Regions from separate parts of the Mus musculus genome. Here region 2 is linked to region 1. Evidence: chromatin loops called from intact Hi-C (ENCODE). Cell type or tissue: gastrocnemius. All regions are shown on one strand. Each heading gives the region's core, and the rest is flanking DNA. Links, peaks and the distances in the headings are about the cores only. Region 1 has its middle 42 kb from the start of Krtap11-1. Region 2 has its middle 36 kb from the start of Gm52239.

What was found. Peaks named below come from ENCODE experiments on the same cell type or tissue, not always from the same donor. Only the 100,000 strongest peaks of a DNase experiment are listed, where the experiment ranks them.
Region 2: it touches region 1 in a loop (2.6-fold over the local background); 3 of 42 quality-filtered maps call a loop at or near these places.

The regions. Positions count from the first base shown.
Region 1 is chr16:89,606,942-89,619,085 of GRCm38, reverse strand. No RefSeq gene overlaps it. Among named protein-coding and RNA genes, the nearest start is that of Krtap11-1, 42 kb to the right of the region's middle. In gastrocnemius, for the core only: no CTCF peak of the experiment used is centred there; DNase peaks (open chromatin) are centred at 1,571 and 5,144; H3K27ac peaks cover 952 bases.
Region 2 is chr16:89,751,346-89,764,436 of GRCm38, reverse strand. No RefSeq gene overlaps it. Among named protein-coding and RNA genes, the nearest start is that of Gm52239, 36 kb to the left of the region's middle. In gastrocnemius, for the core only: no CTCF peak of the experiment used is centred there; a DNase peak (open chromatin) is centred at 6,869.

The DNA of each region.
Region 1 (12,144 bases), core at 1,475-9,474:
ACTCTTCATTGTATCCATGATGCAAGCGGTTTAAGACAGACCATGTACATTTTCTGGGTGGTTTCTTCTTCTTTCTTCTTCTTCTTCTTCTTCTTCTTCTTCTTCTTCTTCTTCTTCTTCTTCTTCTTCTTCTTCTTCTTCTTCTTCTTCTCCTTCTCCTTCTCCTTCTCCTTCTCCTTCTCCTTCTCCTTCTCCTTCTCCTTCTCCTTCTCCTTCTCCTTCTCCTTCTCCTTCTCCTTCTCCTTCTCCTTCTCCTTCTCCTTCTCCTTCTCCTTCTCCTTCTCCTTCTCTTCTTCTCCTTCTCCTTCTCTTCTTCTCCTTCTCTTCTCCGTCTCTTCCCCCTCCTCTCTTCCTCCTCCTCCTCCTTCTTATTTTCTTCTTTTTCATCAGGAGCTTCACATAACCATTGGTAAAGGTCTGGGCCTGGCCTGTCTTCAGGCCACTCACATGAGTTATGGCTGGTTTTGTGTCTACCTCTCTTGCTCCTTTTTGCAAAAATATCCACACGGACAGCATAGCACATGAGAGCATGTTCCTTCTTGATAGCAGAGTTGGCTGTGACAAGGTAGCAGCAGTCTTTTGTTGTGAGTTTTGACAGCAGAGGGCTTGAATGATTTTGCTCTGGGCTGGGCCTTGGCTGCATGATTCTTCCAAGGGTTCGTGGTGCTCACAGCTTGACTTCGGCAGAGGTATCATGGAATCACCGGATTCCAGGCTGCGCTGTTGAAGGTCTGGGCTCGAAGGTCTGGGCTCTTGTCTTCAGGTAGCCAGATGGCTCAGCCTCAGGTGACTGTGATGAGTGCCCGCTGTTGTTTATTATTGGGAATGAAAGTAGTTTTGCTTTTGATCAGTGACATTACAAAGGCTGCTTTAATTTGTTAATGTGGCTAAGTTTAATAACCACGGTGAATGTAAAAGTCTGCTTGCCTCATATCCCCTAATGAGCATGGTTGGAAAATTTTATCTTTATGGGTTCTCATCCTCACCTTCAAACAGAGGAAAAATAAAAGCTCCCCATAAGGAAGGAGAGTACATATGCATTAAAAATAAATCCCTGTAGCCTACAATGTCCAGATATAGAAGGGCTGTGACACATGACAGGATCAATACGTTTGAGTCACAGTGGGTGATCTGAAGACTAGCTTTCATTGTTCACTCCTGCCCATGAGCTTGTGACTGAGATTAAATAGTTTGTCAGTGGATGCAGAGAATGAGATTTCGAGAGGGCTAGCACAGGGCTACAACGCTCCCCAGTGCAGGGCGCATCGATTTTTAGCATTGTCGGCCGCCTTAGCTGTATTGTTTTTTCCTTTGGAAAACAAACACAAAACAGCAGCACATGACAGACTAGGACTCATAGAATGGTATGTGAATATGCAGTTTTTAACATTGCAGACTAGGAAAACTAGCTGAAAAATTTGCCACAGGGACAAATGGACTAGCATAGGTCAAGATAATTTTATAGTAAAGAGAATTCTATTTTTAGAACTCTAGTTCTTCCCCGGAGTGGAGATGCCATCCGAGTCATTTAGAAATGAGATGAAATGCCCTTGCTATCCCTGGGCTGATGTCCAGCTGGCTCTTCTCGTCCTGTTCCTGTTGACAGTTATTGCTTGCTTGTGTGAACTAAGGTCAAGTCTAGCTCCCTTCTCTACACCATGCTTTTGTCTGCTTAATTCTTATGAGATCCATGGTCTTATAAGTCTTTCATCCCTCAGGAAGTATGATGGCTATTCCAAATAGATTGTATCTGGAATGAACTACAGTCCAGAAATGGAGCATACACCTGTGATCCAGATCTTGGGGCTGGAAGACACAGACAGGCTTTTGATCCAGGTCTTGAAGCAGAGTAGCCATGAAAAGCTTAGGCCTAGGCAAGGTGATACACATCTTTAATCCCAGGAAACTGAGGCAAGCTGATCTCTAAGTTCAAGGCCAGCCTGGGACAGAGCAAGTTCCAAGTAAAGAACAGTTTAGGTCCAGGCATGGTGGTATAATCTTGGCCACACCTTCTGCTGGAGGCCTACATTCATAAAGACATTGGAATCTGCTTGCACTTACTTGCCCACACATCTGTTGGAAGCTACTTCTTTAGCATTCCAGCTTATTCAGAAGACCAGATGAAACACCTAGCCTCGTGGGACTGAGCAACTACTAGATTCTTGGACTTTCCATTCACAGCTGACCAGTGCTGTGTTAGTTGGACTGCAGCCTGTAAGTCATACCAACAATTTCCCTTAATATAGAGAGACATTCCCTAAGTTCTGTGACTCTAGAGAACCCTTACTAATACAGAAGGAAGTCAGGAAAGGCCAGCAAGTTTCACACAGACACACAGGTGGGTGTGGTAAAAATAGAGTGTCCATTACAGAAGCAAATACAATGCATTTTCTTTGACTATTTCGGTGTAGTGAGGATGATCTTGCACGAACACAATGATGAGTATTGTTAGAAGAAAATTCAATACAGTAAGTGATAGACAGATCACAATTACCAAGACCTGACACAATTTCTTCTGTTATTCAGGGGTCCTCCATGCTGAAAACTACATAAAAAACGACAGCTTATGTGAGTGGTACTCAAACATCAGCTTGTGTCAGGACCGGTTAGAGGGTTGGGGATGCCAACATGGCTGTCTCCCGCCTCAGGGTCTCCAGTTCAGGATGATGGGGGTGGGGTCTAAGGACTAGGATCTCTAGCAAATTCCCAGGTACTGCTGATGCTGTCCCAGGAGCCCCAGTTTCAGAACCATTGGTTAGGTGACAAGATGTCATTGTCCACTTGACAAGAAGTCTGGATTCAGGTGACTCTCAGACTAGTCTATGGTTAGAGGATTCTGGGGTTCCTACCCTTTGACTTCACCGGGTGTAAAGTGGTATGTTTTCATTTCATGCTTATCTCCTCATGATTACAAGATGGCTACTGTTGCTCCAGACATCACACCCTCACACTGCCTTGGTCTTAGTTAGGGTTTTACTGCTGTGAACAGACACTATGATCAAAGCAACTCTTATATGGGCAATGTTTAATTGGGGCTGGCTTACAGGTTCAGAGGTTCAGTCCATTAGCTTTAAGGTGGGAGAATGGCAGTGTCCAGGCAGACATGTTGTAGAAGCTAAGAGTTGTGCGTCTTCATCTGAAGGCTGCTTCTAGGCAGCTTGGATGAGGGTCTTAAAGCCCATATCCACAGTGGCACACCTACTTCAACAAGGTCATACCTCCTAATAGTGTCATTCCCTGGGCCAAGCATATACAAACAAACCATCACAGCCTTCAAATGTAGAAAGAACTAAGACCCCAAGGATGTCTGAAAGTACTTGAAACCAACAGTCAAGACATCTCCACTTTGAAGTAACTTGAGATCCTGAGGTCCGCACTGGTGTATTTGGTAAAAGTGTTGATTTATGATTTCCTGTGCTCCATGTGGGGGAAAAATCTTATTCATGGCTTTTAGAGTTTTTGTTTGTTTTTTCTTTGTTTTCTGTTTGCTTGGCTTGCAACTTTAAGTTTGAGACTACTTTGATGCGGGCAAATGTTCACATATCAGATGCCTACCTTGGCAGAAAGGGTAACCCAGGGTTACAAGTTGGCATCTGTTATGGCTTGAAAAGGGTCTAGAGATTGGTTAGCTCCCTGTAATCGTATTAGGAGATGGTGGTGAATTTAAGAGGAGGTGTCTAGTGAGAGCAAGTTAGGTCTTTGGAGACGTGTCAATGATTAAAGCACACTGACGAAAACATAGCTTAGTCTGGAAGGGGTTCATTTGGCTGACAACTGCAGGTTACAGTCCATCACTATAGGAACCGGAAGCCACTGGTCCCATACCATCAGTCAGGAGCACAGAGAAAGGCACGTGTGCATCTCCATGCTTATATAGTCCAAGGCCCCAAACCAGGAAACGGGCCATCCACTCTCAGACTGGGTCTATCCACATCAATCAAGCTAATTAAGACAAACCCTCACAGGCATGCCTACAGACCAGCCTGATCGGGACAATCCATCATTAAAATCTCTTCATGGCGATTCTCGGTTTTTCCAGATTTACAAAGGGATCCATCAGAGGATCTAGCCTATCCCTCTCTCTGCCTTTGCTTGCTGACACTCTCTGAGGAGCATCTCCATCCAACCCCGTGCTCTCCAGCACATGTACTGTTGAACCCGAGACCACAAAGCACAGGGTCAGCTGAGAAGGGACAAAGCCCATGAGACCGTTCTACAGCTTTCTGTTTTCTGTTATTTTCTTATGGGTGTGTAGCCAGTTTGGAGCCACGGCCTTGCACAGGCCTGGTAAGTTCTCCAAATCCTGGTTATTCCTCGCGCTGCGCCCTTTGTCTGTCCTTTAAGATGGTTTTCTGAGGCACTGTGTCTCAGTGAAAGCAAATCACAGGAGCCTCTCAAAAGTCAGTCGTATTTATGTGCCCTGCTATTGTCTGGGGTTTATAAAATCCCGATAACCTTGAAGAGGATTCTCTCACTGGCTAAGCCAACTTTGTCAGTGGCACTCCATAGGTAGGGAAGTTTGGAATTTTTCCAACACAATCTTGAGAAAAAAAAATCTGTGAAATATTTTTCTTCTTCTGTTTTTTATTTTTATTTTTATTTTTTGTCCTTATCTCATGCGGACACTGATTGCATGGGGAAACAGAAGCCTCTTAGAGAAGACCTCTTGGTACAGGCACTAAATTTTATCATGGGGCACATCTTAATATTTCATGTTTTTTAATCAGAAATAGTGTTTGGCTTGTTTTGGGTTTTGCTTCTGATTGTCCTTATCAAAAACACTGTAAATATTTTTCTTTTAATCTGATCAAACCAGGCCAAGCCTGAAATCAGAAATGATTGTTGTTTCTGTATTTCTAGAGTTCCATATAAAAATATTCTCATTCGAGTCAATGGTGCAGTTGGAAGAATCCCGTGGGGTGGAGAGATAAGCCAGACAACGGAGGAAAGAAGTAGAAGGTTCGAGACTTCATCACGTCGTGAACATCCACAATGAGCGGTGCCTTTAAAATCCTGATGCATTCGCTGCTTCTGTTCAAAACCTTGCAGGGTGAAGGATGCCTTTGGGGTGGGTGATTTGCTTCTGCGTTTGGGTGCCTGCCAGCTGGAAAAAGTGCGGCCTTGGCAGTCTGCAGCCAATCTGGAAGGGCAGGATCTGTGGAGTCACCAGGGAAGGTGTTTTCTCGAATTCCTGCGCAGGCTCCAAGAACTAGTCCCTCTGGCTGGAGCTGGAGGGCGACTCACTGCTGGCTGTGTGCTTGATGGGATGCTGGCCAATAGCCAAGGATGCTGCGTTCCGATTCCTGGCTGTTCATGCCAGGGAGGTGTAGAAGGCATTGTGAGAAAGCTCACAGAGATTTCTGTTTTCTCAGGACCCTTCTTGGTCACTTCCTCTCAAAGGATCTCTGGCTTCCCCTATAGGCAGGGAGGCCTCACCCTCAAAAAGGATCGGAAACGTAGTTTCTTTTATTTCGTTCACGTTTTTCCTAGTCTCATTCTCTTTGTCACTGAGACCTGAATTCAGAACCAGATTATACGTTCTCTCAATGAAGTTTGGGTTTATCAGTTCTTGCGTATGCCAAAAATGTGACTAAACATGCTGGATATAGTTTGAAATTGTAAGAGGAGGAACCATCCTCTCCACTTGGGACTGGGGAGACCCACAAATGAGGGGTAGGAAGGATAGTAGGGAGAGTCTGTTGGGAGAGCTTCACTAACCATTCATTGCACACTGTCCTGTGGAGCTAGGCTCCCAGGGGCTGGTAGAAAACAATTGAAAAGAAAATCTGCAAGATCTATGGCTTTATTACAGATGGACTGAATTAAGGTAGACGGTGCCTGAAGATGTCACAGCCTGGACTGTATCTCCTTAAACCTCATATACTGAAGTTTTTACCCCACTTGCCCAAAATGTGATCACTTGGGAAATAAGGTCTTTAAAAAAAGGCAATTAAGAGCACCCTAATGAGCACCCCACTGAGGACTCCACTGAGCACTCACCCCACTGAGCACTCACCCCACTGCGTGTTCTCCACACTTTGACCATTTGTGAATCTCTGTATCAATCATTCTCCACTATGTAGATGATACTAGAGAGCCACATAATCTATATGTATAGAGATATGTGCTTAGAAGGCAGTTTGATGCTTTATCACTATCATCCCTCCTGCCCCCGACATACACAAACACACACACACACACACACACACACACACACACACACACACACACACACGGCTCAGGAAACATGGTGGAAGAGAAGTCAGGAAGGACTGGGGTAAAACTGTCCCCTGGACATGACAAGACCACTGCACTTGTAATCTCACAGAAACTATGGCCGCCTGCCCAAGCCTGTGCAAGATCAAGCCAGTCAGCAGCATTCCATGACGGATGAAGAGGGCTACACAAGCCTGCATCTTGAGCTAGAATCAGTTTTCTTTAGAGGTGTAGCCTCTGGTAGGTCGACCATGCTCCAGAGGTTGGCCCTCGGCACACAAGGACATAGGCAGCTCTAATTGCATTCACAAGTTACTTAGAATAAAGAGGAAATGAAGCTACAGAGGGGACATTGAAGGAGATCTGGGAGGAGCTGGAAAGGGAAGTAGGGCGATAAATATGATTGAGATACATTGCAAACATGTGAAATTCTCAAAGAACTAAAAGAACACATTATATATGCACACCACACACACACACACACACACACACACACACACACACACACACACACACTCGAGACAGTTTAGCAGTTAAGAGCACTTACTGCTGGTATAGATGACCTAGGTTTGATTCCCAGCACCCACACTGGACAGCTCACAGCTGCTTGTAACTCCAGCTCCAGGAGACCTCACGCCCTCTTCTGGCCTCTGCAGATACTTCATGCACACATTCACATTAAAAAAAAAATGAGTCTTCAGGTAGAACTATTTCCTATTTTCTGAGGAACCTCCAGACTGATTTCTACAGTGGTTGTACCAGCTTGCAATCCCACCAACAATGGAGGAGTGTTCCTCTTTCTCCACATCCTCACCAGCATGAGTTTTTGATCTTAGCCATTTTGATTGGTGTGAGGTGGAATCTCAGGGTCGTTTTGACTTGCATTTCTCTGATGACTAAGGACACTGAATATTTCTTTAATTGCATATCAGCCATTCGAGATTCCTCTGTTGAGAATTATCTGTTTAACTCTGTACCCCATTTTTCGATTGGGTTACTTGTTTTTTGTTTCTTTTTTGGAGTCTAACTTCTTGAGTTCTTTATATATTTTTGATTATTAGCCCTCTATTGGATGTAGGGTTAGCGAAGACTTTTTTCCCAATCTGTAGTTTGTCATTTTTTTTTTTCTATTGACTATGCCCTTTGCCTTACAGAAGCTTTTCAGTTCCATGAGGTCCCATTTGTTAATTGTTGATCTTAGAGCCTAAGCCATTGATGTTCTGTTTAGGAAAATTTCCCCTGTGCCAATGTATTCAAGACTATTTCCCACTTTCTCTTTCATTAGATTCAGTGTATCTGGTATTAAGTTGAGGTCTTTGATCTACTTGGATTTGAACTTTGTACAAAGACATAAGAATGGATCGGTTTGCATTCTTTTACATGCAGACCACCAGATAGGTCAGTAATATCTGTTGAAGATGCTTTCTCCCCCCCCCCCCCCACTGTATGATTTGGCTTCTTTGTCAAAGATCAAGTGTTCATAGGTGTGTGGTTTTATTTCTGAGTTTTTTGATTCTATTCCATTGATAGACTTATATGTCTCTGTACCAATACCATGCAGTTTTCATTGCTCTATAGTACAGCTTTAATGTGGTACTTCCTCAGAAAATTGGAAATAGTTCTACCTGAAGACCCAACTATACCACTCCTGGGCATAATCCCAATTGATACTCCAAAATATAACAAGGACATGCGATCCACTATGTTCATAGGGCCTTTATTCATAAGAGCCAGAAGCTGGAAACAACCCAGATGTCCCTCAACAGAAGAATGGATACAGAAAATGTGGCTCATTTACACAATGGAATACTACTCAGCTATCAAAAACTAGGACATCATGAATTTTGCCGGCAAATGGATAGAACTAGAAAATATCATCCTGAGCGAGATAACCCAAACCCAAAAGGACATGCATGTACTCACCAATATGTGGATATTAGCTGAAAAGTACAGATTACCCATGATACAACTCATAGACTGTATTAAGTTTAAAAAGAAGGAAGGCCCAAGTGTGGATACTTCAATCCCACTTGGAAGGGGGAACAAAATAATCATGTGAGGGAGGGACCTGGATGGAAGAGGGGAGGAAGAGGGAAGAAGGGGGGGGGGAAGGATCAGGTACAGGGGGGAGACAGGAGAGAAGCCCAGAGAGGCAGGAGAATGAATGAAAATGTGCAGCTTTGGGGGATTAGAGGCGGGGGAAACCTCTAGAAAGTCCCAGAGATCTGGGATTTGAGGATCTCCCAGAACTCAGTGGGGATGACCTTAGCAAAAATACCTAACAATGGGGAGATAGAACCCGAAGAGACCACCTCCAGCAGATAGATATGGCTCCCAGTGAAGAGATGGAGCCACCCACCCATCTTCAAAATTTTTGATACAGAATTGGGACGAAATGGAGCAGAGTCTGAAGGAAAAGACGATCCAGTGACCTGCCCAACTTGGGACTCATCCCATGCTCGGGCACCAAACCCCGACACTATTACTGATGCCACGTTGTGCTCTCAGACAGGAGCCTAGCATGACTATCCACCGAGAGACTCTCCTAGCAGCTAACTGAAATGCTGATACTTACAGCCATCCGTTGGACTGAGGTCCAGGGCCCCTATGGAAGAGTTAGGGGAAAGATTGAAGGAGCGGAAGGGGATGGCAACCCCATTGGAAGATCAACAATATCAACTAAATGGACCCCTCAGAGCTCCCAGAGACTAAGTCACCAACCAAAGAGCATACATGGGCTGGTGTGTGGCCCCTGGCACATATGTAGCAGAGGACTGCCTTGTCTGGCCTCAGTTAGTGAGAGAGGATGCCCCTAATCCTGTAGAGACTTGACACCCCAGGGAAGGGGGATGCTGGGGGTAGGGTGAGATGGGTGCATGTGAGGGGGTTGGTGGAGGTATGGGGGAGGACCCTTTCAGAGGCAAAGGGGTTGGGGTGAAGGACTCTGGGAGAGGGATGGGGAAGGAGGCAACATTTGTAATGTAAATAAATAAAATAATTTAACTAAAAATGTTTCTTCAAGATAAAGTGATTAAGTTAAAATGGGACTGTTAAGGTAGAATCTAATCTAGTGTGGTTGGTGTTCTTTTCAGAAGGGATCAGTGCACAGATATATGGAAAGCTGTTATGTGGATACAGGAGGAGACAGCCTAAGAGCTGACAGAAGAAACCGAACTTTGACCGATCTTTGAGCACAACCTCCATAGCTATAGGAAAACAAAATTTTGACATTTAAAACAGCCTGTGGAAGCCAGGCAGTGGTGCCATACACCTTTAATCCCAGCACTTGGGAGGCAGAGGCAGGCAGATTTCCGAGTTCGAGGCTAGCCTGGTCTACAGAGTGAGTTCCAGGACAGCCAGGGCTACACAGAGAAACCTTGTCTCAAAAACAAACAAACAAACAAACAAACAACCCAAAACACCCAAAAGACAAAACAAAACAAAACAAAACCAGCCTGTGGAATTTTATAATGGCAATTGCAGTACTCACGTGGGAGGAATATTGCATTTTCAAGATGTCCCTCAAGTGATGTGTGTATGTGTGTAGTGTGCGCGCGCATATTAAAGAATCATTATTTTAGGTTTTGAAAAATAAAATTGTATTGACAAAAGCTTTGTGCATTAACTGCTATTCTCTTGCTGTGATAAAATACCATGGATAAGACAACTTACAGAAGGAAGCATTTATTTGGGCTTGTGGTTCCAGAGGGTTAGGGTTCCTAAAGGCAGAGACAGCATGGGAGCAGGTAGCAGACATGGTGGCTACAGCTAGAAGTGAGAGCTGAGAGCTCACGTTTTCAACTGTGAGCAGGAAGCTGAGTAGGTGAACTGGGAACACAGACTGGAAACTGCAAAGCCTGCCTCCCTGTACCTCCCTGTACTTCCTCCATCCTGGCCACACCCCCTAAACCTAGCCAAACAGTGCCACCAACTGGGAACAGGGACTCAAACTTCTGTGCCTCGGGAGATTTGTTTGTTAAATAAGAACTCAGAACTCAGCATCTGCCAGGTCCAGGCTCAGGGAGAAGGCTCTGCTTTCGGCACTGTGCTTTCTGGACTCAGACGCATCCTGTATTGCCTTTCTTCTGCAAAGAGAAATGCATACTGGCCTCCTCAGAGGGAAATATACTAGTTCACATGACATAGCACCGAGGCCTGGCTCAGGATGAGACACATTCAGAGCCTGGGGCATAAGCTATGAGGAGACAAGGTTACGCACGTCTGGAATCTACAGTTACACAACCAGGAGGGCTGGGCACTCTGGGCACAGATGGTAGGCAGGTTCTCACTTTCGATGAGAGTCCAGCTAGGGCTGTGTCGGCATTTGTAGAGTATCGTCTACTAGATTTCATGATCTAATTACTGCTTATTCGTCTTAGGTGAGGTCCTGTCCTGTGTAACAGAAGCAATGTATCCCCTTTCTAGACAGTGGAGCTTGCTTGCTTTTGAAAGCAGGGCAGCCACTTTGTGTCTGAGTGAGCCCAGGAGGTGTCGGGAACACACAGTCCCTGGAAGCTGAGCACCGCCGCTGTGTGCCAGGGCTGGCATCTGCTTAGTGCCCTGTTCTTATTTCTATTGAAGGTCAACCAAAATGTCTGCTCTTGACTACGGTCAGGGCTAGTGAAAGCTTGGGAACAGACAGGCACACTCCCTCACCCTTTTATGTGGCCCGCTTTCTATTCCTCCAGAGCATCCAAGAAGTGACCAACAAAACTGGAGATTATGCCTGTTGAATTTCTAGTTGGTTGGGGCATGATTCTTCTGTAGGTTCAGGTCAAGTCTAAGGATTATTTGCTCTGAGGACCACCCCAAAAGAATCTCTCAAGGTCTTCAGATGTAAGAGCAAGTGATTGTAGAGACACAGGGCACCAAAGAACCTATGAGCTTATCTTACAGGTGGGAAAACCAGGCAACGGAAGTGAACCGACTAACCAAGATATCACAGCAGCAGACTAATATAAACACAGGGAGGGACTGGCAATGAAGACCAGACACGGGGGGGCTATGTTCTTCTATAGACACTAAACCTGTTCAGGAACCCTTACTCAAGAGGCTGTAGATTCACGTACTTTCTCTTGGGAGACATTTCTGAAGCTTTGAATACTACTTATCCCATTGTATTAAGAGCAATCCTTAATTTATCACCCAGATTCTCCTAGAGGAGGTTGAGGAGTGGGTGTATTTCAGTAGTCATTTCTAAGATGGCTTTGGGGTTACTTCCCAGCCTAGTCCTGGTGGCCTTGCTGCACCCATGGATGCTCTGAGGGAATTGCTCTCCATCCTGCTCTTGGCCGGTGTGGTCTTTGAGTATACCTGTCATGGTGGCTTTCTTCCATGGTGGTCCAATCTTCACCAACCTTTGCACCATCACCAGCAAGAGATGTAACTAAGTTTGTCCTTTGTAGAACTTTAGAGGTCAGAGCAGCATAAACATTCCCTTCCCCACATTGTGGAGGGAGAATTTCAACATCAATTCATTTGCTCATGGCAGGTCCAGGTCTCTCTAGCAGTTGCCTTTTAGCAAATTTTTTTTTAAAGTTTTTTACTTGTTCACTTTGTATCCCTTTCTTTGTCTCCTCCCAGTCATCTCCTCCCACAATCCCTCCTCCACTCCTTCTCCTTCTCCTCTGAGTGGGTGGGGGCTCCCTGGGTATTTCCCAACCCTGACACTTCATCTCTCACTGAGGCCACACAATGCAGCTAGAAGAACGTACCCCCCAGACACACAACAGCTTTTGGGATAGCCCGCAGTCCGGTTGTTTGGGACCCACATGAAGACCAAGCTGCACATCTGCTACACATGTGTAGGGGAACTAGGGCCAGTCCAGCCCATGTATGTTCTTAGGTTGGTGGTTCAGAATCTGAGAGCCCAAGGATCCAGGTTATTTGACTCTGTTCATCTTCCTGTGGAGTTCCTATCCCCTTTAG
Region 2 (13,091 bases), core at 2,143-10,142, 140 kb before region 1:
AGTATGAATCCCTTTGCTCTCACTTCCAGCAACGTCTGGCTGAATTCACCGGGAGGATGAGGCTGGCAGCCTCCTTTGCAGGTCTTTGTTCTAAAGGAGACTCTGCATCTCTCCTGTCCCACTCAGGTGGCCTTGTGCTTGAAGTTGGGACATCATTAGAGATGGTACCAAACCTTCGTTTATCACAAGTGGATCTCCGTGGATCTGAAGCAACCGGCTGCCCCCTCCTCATCCCACATCAATGTCTCTGATGTCTCTTCAGTGACATGACCCAGGTCAGATCTGTGGCTGCACTGAAAAGCTCTGGGCTTCGGAGAAAAGGATCAAGCATGGGTCGATTGAAAAATCTCTGTTACAACAGAGAGGGTGAAGAAGTGGATGAACTAAGAAAGCAGAAGTTGGGGGCCCACATGGGGGAAGATGCCATGATGAAACCTGTTACTTTGTATGCTCTCCTAAAGAGTGAATCTAAAGTTGCAACTACATCTGGTAGGATACATTTAACAGTTTCAGTGCTGTCTAAAGTTGCACTGGGTTTCCTGTGGCAAGCCTTCTTGCTCTTTCTAGGGTACCATTTAATCCAGCCTGCCCTTTCCCAATTGAGCTTGACATGGCAGTATTTCCAATACATAGGAGACCATTTCTTAAACTATGACAATTTGGGGAATCTGGAGTCTGGATGATAGGAGTGGACACAACTCAGTCTCAGAATCCTAGCTGGGGATGGCAAATCAGAAGACCCATTTTTCATATTGGGGAATTCTCCTGTATTCATTACTTTTTTAAAAAAAATTCTGTTGTTGCTGTGGTAAAATACCACGACCCAAAAACACTTAAGGAAAAAAAATGTATACTTTGGCTTATGGCTCTGGAGGGTTAAGATGTCCATAATGCCTGGGGAGGCATGGCGGCAGGCAGCTGGAGCAGGAAGCCAAGAGATCACATATTAGCTGCATACAGAAAGCAGAGAGAGCAAGCAGGAAACGGGCAAAGCTATGAACCCTCAAAGCCCTCCCCCCCAGGAACGGGCTTCCTCCAGCAAGGCTGTACTTCCTTAGGGTTCCATAACCTCCCCCAAACACTGAACCCACTGGAGACCAAGTGTTCCAACACATGTGCCCCTGGAGGACATTTCTCATTCAGACTGAAGCACCTGCTAATTCCTTGCTGCAGCTCCTGGGCTGAGGTTTCCAGAACCTTCCAGCATGGCACCAGCTGGGAACCTAGGCTTTAACCCAAGAGCCCATGGGGGACATTTCATATTCAAACCACAGAATTAAAAGATAACTCTATCCAAGCCTCTGTTTAGGGACACAAGAGAGAATCCAGTGGGTGCAAAGCCCTCATGTCTGACTTTTGGAGGGCAAAGGAAGCAAGGCTCAACTTCACCCTGCTTTGTAAGGCAATGGGGTCTTGTTTTACAGTCACTAGCTGTTTCTCCTAGAAGAATCTCTCAGCTCTACAGAGCCTGCTTTCTCGCCTATAATGAGTGAGCTACTGTGCTGCCCTAATCTATAGTAAGGGGGCGGAGGAAGAAGTCAGTGTACGAGAAAGTAGATGGTAGCGCAGGTTCGTTTTTTTTTTTTTTTTTTTTTTTTCTCTCCACTTGCCACAAATGACAGTCACCTGGGAAGAGTGCACCTCAAGTGAAGAGTTACCTTCATCAGATGGGCCTGGGGACAAGTCTGTGCGGCATTTCCTTGATTAAAGACGGATGTGGGAGGGGCCAGCCCTCTGTGGGCGGTGCCACCCCATGGGCAGGTGGTCCTGGGTAGCTTACTAAAGTAGGTTGAGCCAGCCATGGGCGACCACACCAGAAAGTAGTGTTCCTGCTTCTTTGGACGATGGGTGTAACCTGTAAGCTGAATAAGTCCTTTCTCCTTCCAAGCTGGTTGTGTGTTTCATCGCAGCAACAGAAAGGATGGTGGGGAAGCACTTTATGAACTGTGGAGTGCTGTGTGCATCTTAGACATCACTCAGAACTGCAAACTGGCTGGGCAGTCTCTGCCCCAGGAACCAGGAATGTAAATTGGCCATTGTTTCCGGCAGGACGCGGAGCCTCACCTTGTTAACTTCATGTTCCGAACGTTCTGCTCTCCTCCCTCTCTCTCTTTTCATGTCAACAAAGCTATTATTTTGTGCACCATTTCCCCGAAGGCTGGAAATTGGCCAGGGACACTGATAGGAAGCCAGTTTTCATTGCTGATGTTGTGCTGAAAAGCTAGAAGTGGGATGATGTCATAGGAAAGCGGAGCACTAGTTAGAATCCACGGTTTGCTTCTTTCTTTTTCTTTTTTCTTTTTAAATTAGTTTTTAAATGAAGAGAAAAAAAATGATGGGACTCTTCACCCAGATGAATATTGGCTTCCAGGCTGTTCTCACAGAACACATGAGCTGATGTTTATGCTCTTGGGGCCTGTGTTGCTTTGACATTCAAATCTTCTCGGGTGTAGGAGAGAAAGCTAGTGAGTTCAAACTAACAAGAAAGGATGCACTTGGGTTTCTTAAAAGCCCCACGTTCCTAGCCCACCTCAGGGAGAGGCCTGACCTCTCCACTCTTAGCTTTTCTCTTTCCTTCACTGATGGCTCTCTCAGCCTTCTGTTAAAAAATTCTATCAGAGACTGAGAGGCTTAAAACAACAGAAATGTAAGAAATGCCTTCTGACTGTCGGGAGGTTCAAAGTCTGAAATCAAGGTACCAAAGTTGCTCCCTCTATAAGCTCAAGGAAGTATTCCATTTATTTTCTCTCCTGTCCAGGAAGTATTTTGTTCATTTCCTGCCCTGGCTTCTGGTCACTGGGACACCATCACTGGGCTGTGACTACATCACTCTCATTTTTTAACGTCTGGTTTGGATGCCTTCTGGTCTGTGGTTTCTTCTGTCAGTCTAAAACTTCTGCCTCTGGTTCATAATGACATCTCTCTGGATTGAGGGACACCAGATTAATTCAGGACAATCTTTTTAAAAAAGATTTATTTATTTTATATGTGTGTGTATACTGTTGCTGTCTTCAGACACTCCAGAGAAGGGCACCAGATCCCATTACAGATGGTTGTGAGCCACCATGTGGTTGCTGGGAATTGAACTCAGGACCTCTGGAAGAGTAGTCAGTGCTCTTAACCGCTGAGCCTTCTGTCCAACCCCATTAAGGAAAATCTTGCTGTAAGATGCTTAATTTAACCTGGGTGTGGTGGTGCATGCCTTTAATCCCAGCATTAGGGAGGCAGAGGCAGGTGGATTTCTGAGTTCGAGGCCAGCCTGGTCTACAAAGTGAGTTCCAGGACAGCCAGGGCCACACAGAGAAACCCTGTCTCGAAAAACAAAACAAACAAACAGAAAAATAACCAAAAACCAAAAACCAAAAAACCAAAAGAAAACAACAACAAAAAAAAGCTTAATTTATCACATATACAGAGATGCTTTGAGGTTCTGGAAATCTGGAAACAGTAAAGGTGTTTTGTTCTTTGTTTTCTTTTTTGACTCAAGATCTAAGCTCTGGTTTCAGCGGGCACTCTTGAATGCTCATGTATACAGACACACGATGTTCTCTCAAAATTACGCATGAGTCTTAAATATCCTTCTCTGGTTGCTTAAGGCCTTACTTAAAGTCTTAGTTTCAGAGAAAAATTCAACAGCAGAACAGTAAGAGAGTTAAACTCTCTACTAGGAGCCCTCAGGGGAAAGGGTCTGGAAGGTTCCGGGGCAGAACTGGTCACTAAGCAGGACAGGAGAGAGCAAAGAGCACTGTAAAGTAGACCTGAGAGAAAGCACACCCACCAGCTCAGAAGACAGCCTGCTGCCCTCTTAGCCCCCACAGCTCCAACAGCTGACTGACAAGGACCTGCCTGCCATGTGTGCTAACCTTTTCAGAGTCTCAAGCGTCACACGAAGCTGTCACCTCTGAGCACTTTGTATGTAGAGTTATATATTTCCTTTATTAAAGAACTCTATTTTTTCCCTGCTCTGGGTGGCGCAGTATTTCTGCAGAGTTGTTAATTTCTCAGGTGAAGGATGACCCATGACTTCCTGTGTTTACAAGGTTCGAACTTGAACTGTCTTGACAGACCCCTGTGTTTGTTTCCAGAGAAGTCTTAGAAGACTTGGGGATCTTTGAGACATGGCCCTTGGCCCAGAGTCACTGGGGGCTGACCTTTGAGAGCTGTGGCCCAGCCTTCACATCCCTTGTTTTCTGGTTGGTGTCACCAAATAATGACCCAACTCTACAGCCTAGGCCCTAAGACCTTCTGTGTTCCTTTTCTTTTTTCTTTTCTTTCTTTTTTTAAAGATTCATTTATTTATTTTATGTATATGAGTATACCATTGCTCTCTTCAGACATACCAGAAGAGGGCATCAGATCCCATTACAGATGGTTGTGAGCCACCATGTGGTTGCTGAGATTTGAACTTAGGACCTCTGGAAGAGCAGTCAGTGCTCTTAACCTCTGAGCCATCTCTCCTGCCCCCTGTGTTAATTTTCTATTGTTCTAATAAGACACCACCACTAATACAACTTATAGAAGAAAGGGTTTATCTGGCCTTAGAGTTTGTTATGGTGGTGAAGTGTGCCAGCAAACAGCAAGGATGGTGGCAGGCCCTGGATGCTGCCGACTCATACCTTGAACTTCAAGCAAACCACAGAGGGAACAAAGCTGAGCTCTTAAAGTCTCCCTCCAGTGGCATACTTGTTCCAGCACAGCCATACCTCCTAAGCCTCCCCACCCCACCCCACCCCACCGTCCGAGGAGCACATGTTCCTGTCCTTGAGACTATGGGGGGGGGGAGGCATCTCATTCAAACTACCTGTGATGATTTGAGCCCTCCACAGGCTCAGGTGTTTGGCTACTTGGTCCCCAGCTGGTGGAACTGTTTGGGAAGGATTAGGAGGTGTAACCTGGTCAGAGGTGGTGAGTCATTTGGGGTGGGCTTTAAGGTTTCAAAAGAGTTGAGCCATTCCTAGATTCCCCAGTGGGGAGCCCGATGTGAGTTCTCTACCATTCCCCTTTCTCTGCCGCCATGGACTCCAATGCTCTGAAACTGTAAACACAATTAAATGCTCTTTTCTTTTTTAAATAAGCTGCTTTGGTCATAGGGTTTTGACACAGCAATAGAGAAGTAACTAAGACACCACCAGTCTCTTATTCTTAAAACAAAACAAAAACGCACACATTTTCTTTGCTCCTTAACTCTCTGCTTAGATTCCCTACTTCCCACCCCCACCCCTTATCCTCCCCCCCATCCCCCTCTCCCGCTGAAGGACTGTTTTTCTAAGCTAGCTTGTCCATCCCATTAATGTAGAAATCCTTAGCTTTCCAGACAGCGCTGTAGGCAAAGCAGAATATTGTGTAGAAAGATTCTAGGACTGAAACTGATGTATTTATGCGATCGAAAGATGTTCACGCAAAAGATGTTCATGATTTGTGTTCACACACCCTACATCTTTAGGGATCAGTTACAATGCCCCCCCCCCCTTCACATCTTAACAAGAATCATTGTGTTTCTGACATGGTTCTATTTCAACGCTACCCACCTCTGCCTCCAAGCTTTGGGAGACGTTTCCATCAATCTCAGTTCTCTTCTGCTTATCAGAATTTGGAGTTCTGGTAAACCTTTGGGTCCTTGGATGTGCTATCAGCTCTGATTTTACATGGTGCACTGATCTGCTAAGCTTTATGACCCCTTTCTTTTATCCTTTTCTTTGCTCTACCAGTAAACCTTGACCTACAGGTAACTTCTGCCACTGGTAGCTCTCAGCCGGCTTAGCAGCCACCGGCTCTCCTCTTCCATGCAAAAGAACCCGAACCTATGGCAATGCAGTGAGTCCGCTGTGCCCTGCGCCGTGCTCATGGAGGGTCCACGGAACCACAGTGGATCCAGCAACCATGTGATATGACCTCAGATGGACAGGATGAGTGTTCAGGCTGGATCCTTGAGGATGGGGAGGAAGGAGAGGAAGGGAATGAGAGCGAGAGTGAGCGAGAGAGAGAATGAGCCAGAGAGTGTAAGAGAAAGCAAGAGTGAGAGAGAGAGAGAGAGAGAGAGAGAGAGAGAGAGACAGAGAGAGACAGAGAGAGAGAGAGAGAGAGGGAGAGAGGGAGAGAGAGCATGCCAGTGATCAGGAACAACAGTGGCACATTGTCTCCAGGATAAGCTTCCTTAGTTGTTCTCTTTTTTTTGAACTTCACTCAAAACCTGGGGTGGGTTAGGAGACTCTGGCCTGGTTTGCCTCCCATGGGTGAGGAGAAGGGACGGTATCTTTGGTGAGAAGAGCCGAAACCCACTACCGGGAGGAAGAAGCCCTTCCTCAGCAGGGCACAGGGCTTCTCCCTTCCTCAGCAGGGCACAGGGCTTCTCCCTTCCTCAGCAGGGCACAGGGCTTCTCCCTTCCTCAGCAGGGCACAGGGCTTCTCCCATGACTAAGTGAGATGGGACTCAGCTTCTGGGACTGTAGGGCTGGAACATTTCTAAGTTGTTTTTTTTTTTTAAAGATGAGATGAAAAAAATTTTTTTCTTGTTTGCTTTTGTTATTGATTTGAGTTTCAAAAACAAGTTTTCCTGAGGCTTAAGCCCAGCGGTACTTGGAATAAGAACCACGAGAGAAGAGGGGCAGTTCGTAGAGGCTTCAGCAGGCTCTCAAGCCCCCCCCTTTGAAGATTTTATTATCTTTCATACAACTTCATTTTCAGAGAGTTGAAGAGAAATTTGCATAATTTTATACATAAATGCTGTAAAGTATGATGGGAAAAGCTTGCTCCTTTGAGTTGGAAATGTTCATAAACTCAGACTTTCTTCCTGGCAGTCATTCTCTGTAAAATATGGAAATGACCGTGTCTGTCTGGCAGGGCAGTTGAAAAGCGCACATGGCTCTCTAGGCACAGATGGAGCCTTTCATAAACGTTAGCTGTTTAGTCCCACTGTGAGTTTCTGTGGATGTTTCTCCTTATCGTGAATCATATGTTCTTTCCCTGTAATGAGTTCAAAACCACTTCTCTTCCCTTCGAGTTTATTTTATTTATTTAATTTTATTTTTTGCTTTGGAGCTGAGGGTGGTGGTGAACTGAATCATAGGAGTCAGACTTTATCCCCAGGTTTCTGTCACAAAGTCACGGCCATCTTTCCCTTTGATTGTAGAAGAGACAGGGTGTCTACCTAGTTGTCAACAATTATCCCCGATGGCCAGAGTCAGCTGCAGTTGAGGGCGAAATGAAATCCTCAGTGGGTCTGAGTCTTGGTTGGAAGCAGAGTCCTCAGGTTAGGAGGGAGAGTGTGAGTGAGCAAAGGGGAAGCCATGTCTGACGTATGAGCGGCAATGGGTAGAAGCAGTTTGTCCCTTCGCAGCTTCCGTACTCTGATAAGTTTTCTTTCTTCCACTGACTGTTCCTCTGGAAATTTACCAACGAAAAGAACCTTCCAGATCTTTCAGTGGGACTGAAAACGGAGACTGTCATGAGATAAACAAGATGCCATTTACTGAGGACGGCAGACAGAGAGAAACAACAGCAAATGATGTTGGCACGCAGAAGGGAAAGAAAGAGCAGATTCTGTGAAACGCAGGAAGCATCCTTTCCCCCAGCCAGAGTGGGAGAGGGAGCAAGAGCATGGGAGGTAGAGCATGGGCATCGGCGAGAGTCTCACTCCCAACGTGGACTCTTTCCTAGGCTCTCTGATTTTCCTATTAAAAAAAAAAAAAAAAAAAAAGAAAAGAAAAAGAAAAAAAAAAGAAAAAGATTAACACCTCATATGGGGCTCGTGTGAAGATTAAATGAGAATATCAAGTACACTGGAGTGATTCGAACAGATGACGTTGCAGTTCGTATGTTAATGGAGTCAGTAATGTATGTGCAGGTGCTGGGGACATGGCTCAGTGGTTAAACTGCTTGCTTTGCAAGCATCAGGACCAGAGTTAGGATTCTTGGAATCCATGGAAACACCACTTGGGTGTGGGGCATCACTTGTGATTCCAGCCCTGTAAGCTGGAGATCGAGGGAACGCTCCCCCCAATTCCAGCAAGCTGGCTGGCAATACTAGCAATATCAGCAAACTCTGAGTTTGATTTGAGAGATCCTGCCTCACTGAGTAAGGTGGAAGAGGCATGCAGGAGTATTCAACCGTGGGACTCCACATGGAAGCTTACACGTACACACGTGTATGTGCACACACACGTGCAACACACACATACACCACATGCATGTGGACAATGGAAAATACGTTCAAAATCTTATCTGAAAAATTTTAAATTAAGCTTTTATTATAGGTAACTGTGTAATAAATAATCTTGTTAATTGTGTTATGATAATACTGCCACTCAAAGTGTAATAGCAGAAAAGAAACCAAACCATACCAAACCCGTGGTCTCTGAGGCCACAAAGATGTCAGCATCTTACGGTTAGTTACTGAGAGGTTTGAGAGAGGTGGCAGAACTCGCTGAATTTCAGTGTTTTATCCATACAGTAGAGATGGCAAGCTATGGCTTTCAGCATTGCAGGAAGATTACAAAACAGCTCATGAAAATTGCTTTGCATATGGTAAGCAATAAACCCCAATGCTATGCCTTTTTTGTTACTATTCTGAGACTATTATTACCCTGTCAGAATTCATAGCTATCCCAGAATATAGGATCTAAGAATCTCACAGGGATAATATAGGAGTCATGTTATATTCATTATACTATATGATAGGCAGACATGAAAGAGAACCTGATGGATATTTAGTTTGGAGCCCAGCTCCCCAGTGTCCACGGTAAGTAGGATGTGTGAACTGGCTATCTTGCTATCTTGAATGGAATGGACGTTCTGTGCTACGTGCCCTTCATCTTCAAAAAGTTTTTATATTGAGCTTAATGCCCCCCCCCCCTCACCGGCAAAGGCCACGGTTCTAGGTCCCAGTGACAATTCCTGGTGTTCTCTTAGGCACCTGGGCACAGTCAGCACTCGGGGATAGATCCTCAGTGAACAATACATGGACGAGTGAGATAAGAAACAAGAACTGTTTGACAATATTGGTCTTTATTCTATAGGCACATTTTGTGTGTGTGTGTGTGTGTGTGTGTGTGTGTGTGTGCACATGTGCGCACACACACGTGTGGTGCTGTATCAGTCACGGTACAGGAAAGAAAGCAGGACTATTGTGAGTTTTATAGAGCTTGAGAGTTATTAAAGGAACAAAACCATGCATGGTTGTGGGAAGAGATGGACAGGCATGGGAAGGAGGGTTTTGGGGATCAGAGGAAGGCCACTGGCGCAGCGAGCTAGTACAGAACTCACAAGGAGTGCGGAAAGGCATATGTTAGCTGCAGAGGTGGGGTGGAGAGCAGGCTGGTTTGGGCTAGATGGACCAGTTCCTGGGCACATGTTTGTGCAGCTGTTTCAGATGCTGGTCAGTTCTTGCCATAGTTCTCCAGAGAAACACAGCCAACAGCACAGCATTTCATTAACTAATTCACCATAGAGGACTTAAGTGGCTCGTGTGACAGTGCTGGCTGGGAAAATCTGAGATTCAGGGACTCAATGACATTGACAAGGTCTGTGGGAGACTTCTCTCCTCCTTAGAGATGCCAATCTCCGGGCTTAGTTAAGGCCTTCAGCTGGTTGCATAAGGCTGACCCACATTATGGAGAACAACCTGGTGCCGTCAAAGTTCAGTGATTGCAATGTCAATCTCAGAGCCCTGGGAATTCCAGGAGACAGGCAGAAATAATGTAAAATTACACAGTCTGCTCTATTAACTTCACGGCCATGCACCTTCTTAGCTCACACTTAATGTTCTACCGTGATGCAACCATACCTCATACACCCTGTCCAAAGTAGAAATGCATTATTTATCATTTAATCCATGTCTAGGTGGTAGTATTCCACTGTAAGCCTTATTATATTCTTTCTATCTTTTTTTTAATCTTCTAATTTAAATAGGAAGATAGCAAGGCAGACCATAAAACATAACAGGTAATAATAGACCCTAGCATAGTGTGCGTGGGGGGAACCATGGGCTTGATATACCCACAATGTTACCAGGCCCAAGTCTGAATTCCCCATGCACAGAAGGCCAGCTCACTCTAGAGATAAGACATTGGGGAGAGAAAGGCAACTTTATTCAGAGGAACTGGACATTGTTGAAGATGCAGGACTCTTGTCTTGGGGGGTCTTTTTTTTCCTGCAGATGGCTGATGGGTGATCCCAGACTGGTGGGCAACCCCTCAGTGTCTGAGGCAGCTGCTGCTGGACACTTGTTCCTAACCTAAGCATGAGACCATTAGAATCTTAGCATCACAGGAACAAGCATGATTCTTTCCACAGGCAGTATTTGTCAGTGACTGGACGGTCCACATGTGGCTCCTGGATTTTATCATGGACAGCAGGAAGTGGCTCGGTGCTCTGAGGCCCACTTTCTGGTTGTCGAATTTATGGGGATGAAAGACAACCCCCTTAATGCTCAACTCACAAGCACTCCTATCTAGTGAGGAGAGCACCAGTCAACAGGGCCAGTCTTTGTTTCTGTAGATGCTCAGGTGGAACTAGCTATGTATCGTTTCTGCCTTCCCCTGCCTGATCTGCATGCTGTACAACGACTCCGGCTTTTAGTCTTTGCTATTGTGACCAGCTGTAAGATAGTTGATACAAAATACTCTGCCTCAGCTGCTTCTCCACCCCCATTGCCAAGAGGCTATCCAACTGTCCTGTCAGGGCACTGCTAAGCATCTTGGCAAGGCTGGTGAATTCTGTGTCCTGAACTTGCCACGCCCCTGTCTGATACAAATGATTTCACAGGCTTGAATCAAGATAGTGTGAAGCTCTCTGCTGACTAATGAGAAGTTCTCAGAATCCGAAATCTTGAACCTGGCAGGCAGGAGTGGTGCAGGTGCGAAAGGCAATTCCCATGCAGGACAAGTATCTCTTCTAGTGAGAATGACTGACCCCTGTGTGTCCACTCCACTGCACGACTCTCTCAGGAATGGGGCTATATCAAACCTCCTTCCACATAGGAGTCTGCTGTAGGTGCATTGAACACTCAATGGATGGAGTTTTTTCTTTTTTTTTTTTTTTTCTGAGACAGGGTTTCGCTATTGTAGCCCTGGCTGCCCTGGAACTCACTTTGTAGACCAGGCTGACCTCGAACTCAGAAATTTGCCTGCCTCTGCCTCCCAAGTGCTGGGATAAAAGGCGTGCAGCACCACCACCTGGCTGGAGTTCATTTTTATTGAGGCCATTATTTTGATGTCCACCAATTCATCAGGCTGTTTTGTGTTCTTCCTCTCAGCCCCATGCTCCCAGAAATAAGATTCAGACTCAAAATATAGTTACGAATACCTTAGCCATATAGCTAGACTAGATCATAACTTAAAACAACCCATTTATTTTAATCTATAGCCCATTTATTTTAATCTACATTCTGTCACATGGATGTTGACCTGTGCTCAGGTACCATGTGTCTGTCTTGTCCCATCTTCCCAGGCTAATCTCCTGCCTGGAACAATCCCAGGATCCTTTCTGCCTCCCACATGTCCCACCTCCTATTTCCTGCCTTAGCTATAGGCCATCAGATTTATTATTGACAGGTGATACATCCATATAGACATAATATAGTCTCTCTACAGTTGGGCAAGGATGGGGGTGACATGAAGTAAGGCTGGGTGGATCTCATGTAACCCTGTGTAGCTGTGCCCTTCCTGTGGTGAGGCCTCTCTTCAGCAAAAGTCACGTAGAACCCAACATCTCCACACTATCTGTGCAGAAAGCGCTGCCTTTGTATCTTCTCTCAATCACTATCTTGTCACTATTTTTTTTTTAAATCATGTTCCTTGAAGGTAAGACCTTGTTAGTGAAGACCTCATACACAGGACTTAGAAGACTTAAGCTGGAAGGTCATATGGGGCCAGGTAAACTACTCCCGAAGTTTATTTGCTTTCTTCCTGAAACTCAAGGGTTCAGAAGGGTATATAGCCTGGACAACTCACATCCTGTCTATGAGGCCTGTGGGGGCTGGACCCTTCCACATGCTTTGACTGGGGTCATGGCTCTGGGTTTTCTGTTCTCCCAGCAGCCTCTGCCTGCCTTCCTGTCATCTTGAAATCATTTCCGAGCAGCAGAGCTGAACTTACCATGGTAGGTCAGGGCCGCTAACAGCAAAAATGTAGGCATAACAGGTCTGCTTAAGACACAGGTCAGGAGGTGACTCAGCTAACACCACGGTATTACAGTGCTTAAGGGAGGGGGGCCAGTGTCAACCTGAAGGGCAGGTATGATATATGTATACCAACCCTGGAAGTTACGGGTCCCTGGGGAACTCACTAGCTGACGATTGTCTATGTAATTAAACCTCCATATCTGTGGGTTCTATATCCTCAGATTCAACCAATTATGAACCATTTGGGGAAAAAAAGAACTGTGCCTGTCCCAAACATACTTGTATTATTTATGTGTGTCATCAGACCCTGAAGAGCTCAGAGTGACAACTGTTTCCATAGCACTGACCCTGTGTCAGGTGTGGCAAGTAATCTAGAGATGGCCTAAAGGATGTTTGTGGGTCATATTCAAAGGATGCACCATTTTACACCGGAGGGATGTGAGCATCTCAGGTCTTAGCATTCTAGAAGCATTCCTTCTCGGATACTGAGGGTCAAATGTATATACTTTCAATTTTTTTAGAGCTACATAAATTTATTACCATATAGTACTGGGTGCTAGAGGTTCGGAATGAGCCTTCCCGGCTTAATCAAGGTGTCAGCAGGGCTGCATTCTCTTGAGATGGAGCTTTTAAAAATAATATTTGGTCATTCATATAACAATCTTAGTCTAAAAGCTCTCTAACCTGCAATTTACAGACAGAGGCGTAACTCATTTGGCCATATTGAGAGTTCTAAATATCAGGCTGCAGAAATACACTGGTAGAGGTGGCTACCAGGAGACGATGAAGTCCTCTTTGCTGTCTCTTGGGATCGGCACAGGAGCAGCAGATGAAGTGTCTCCAGCCAATCAACTTCTCATTTTCACCATCAGATCTCAGAGAATAAACTTGTTTGCCAACCTATTGGGCTTCACTGGATATCCCAAGGTAGTGGACAGCATTTTCCAACTCTCCCCACGTGGTCTTCATTCTC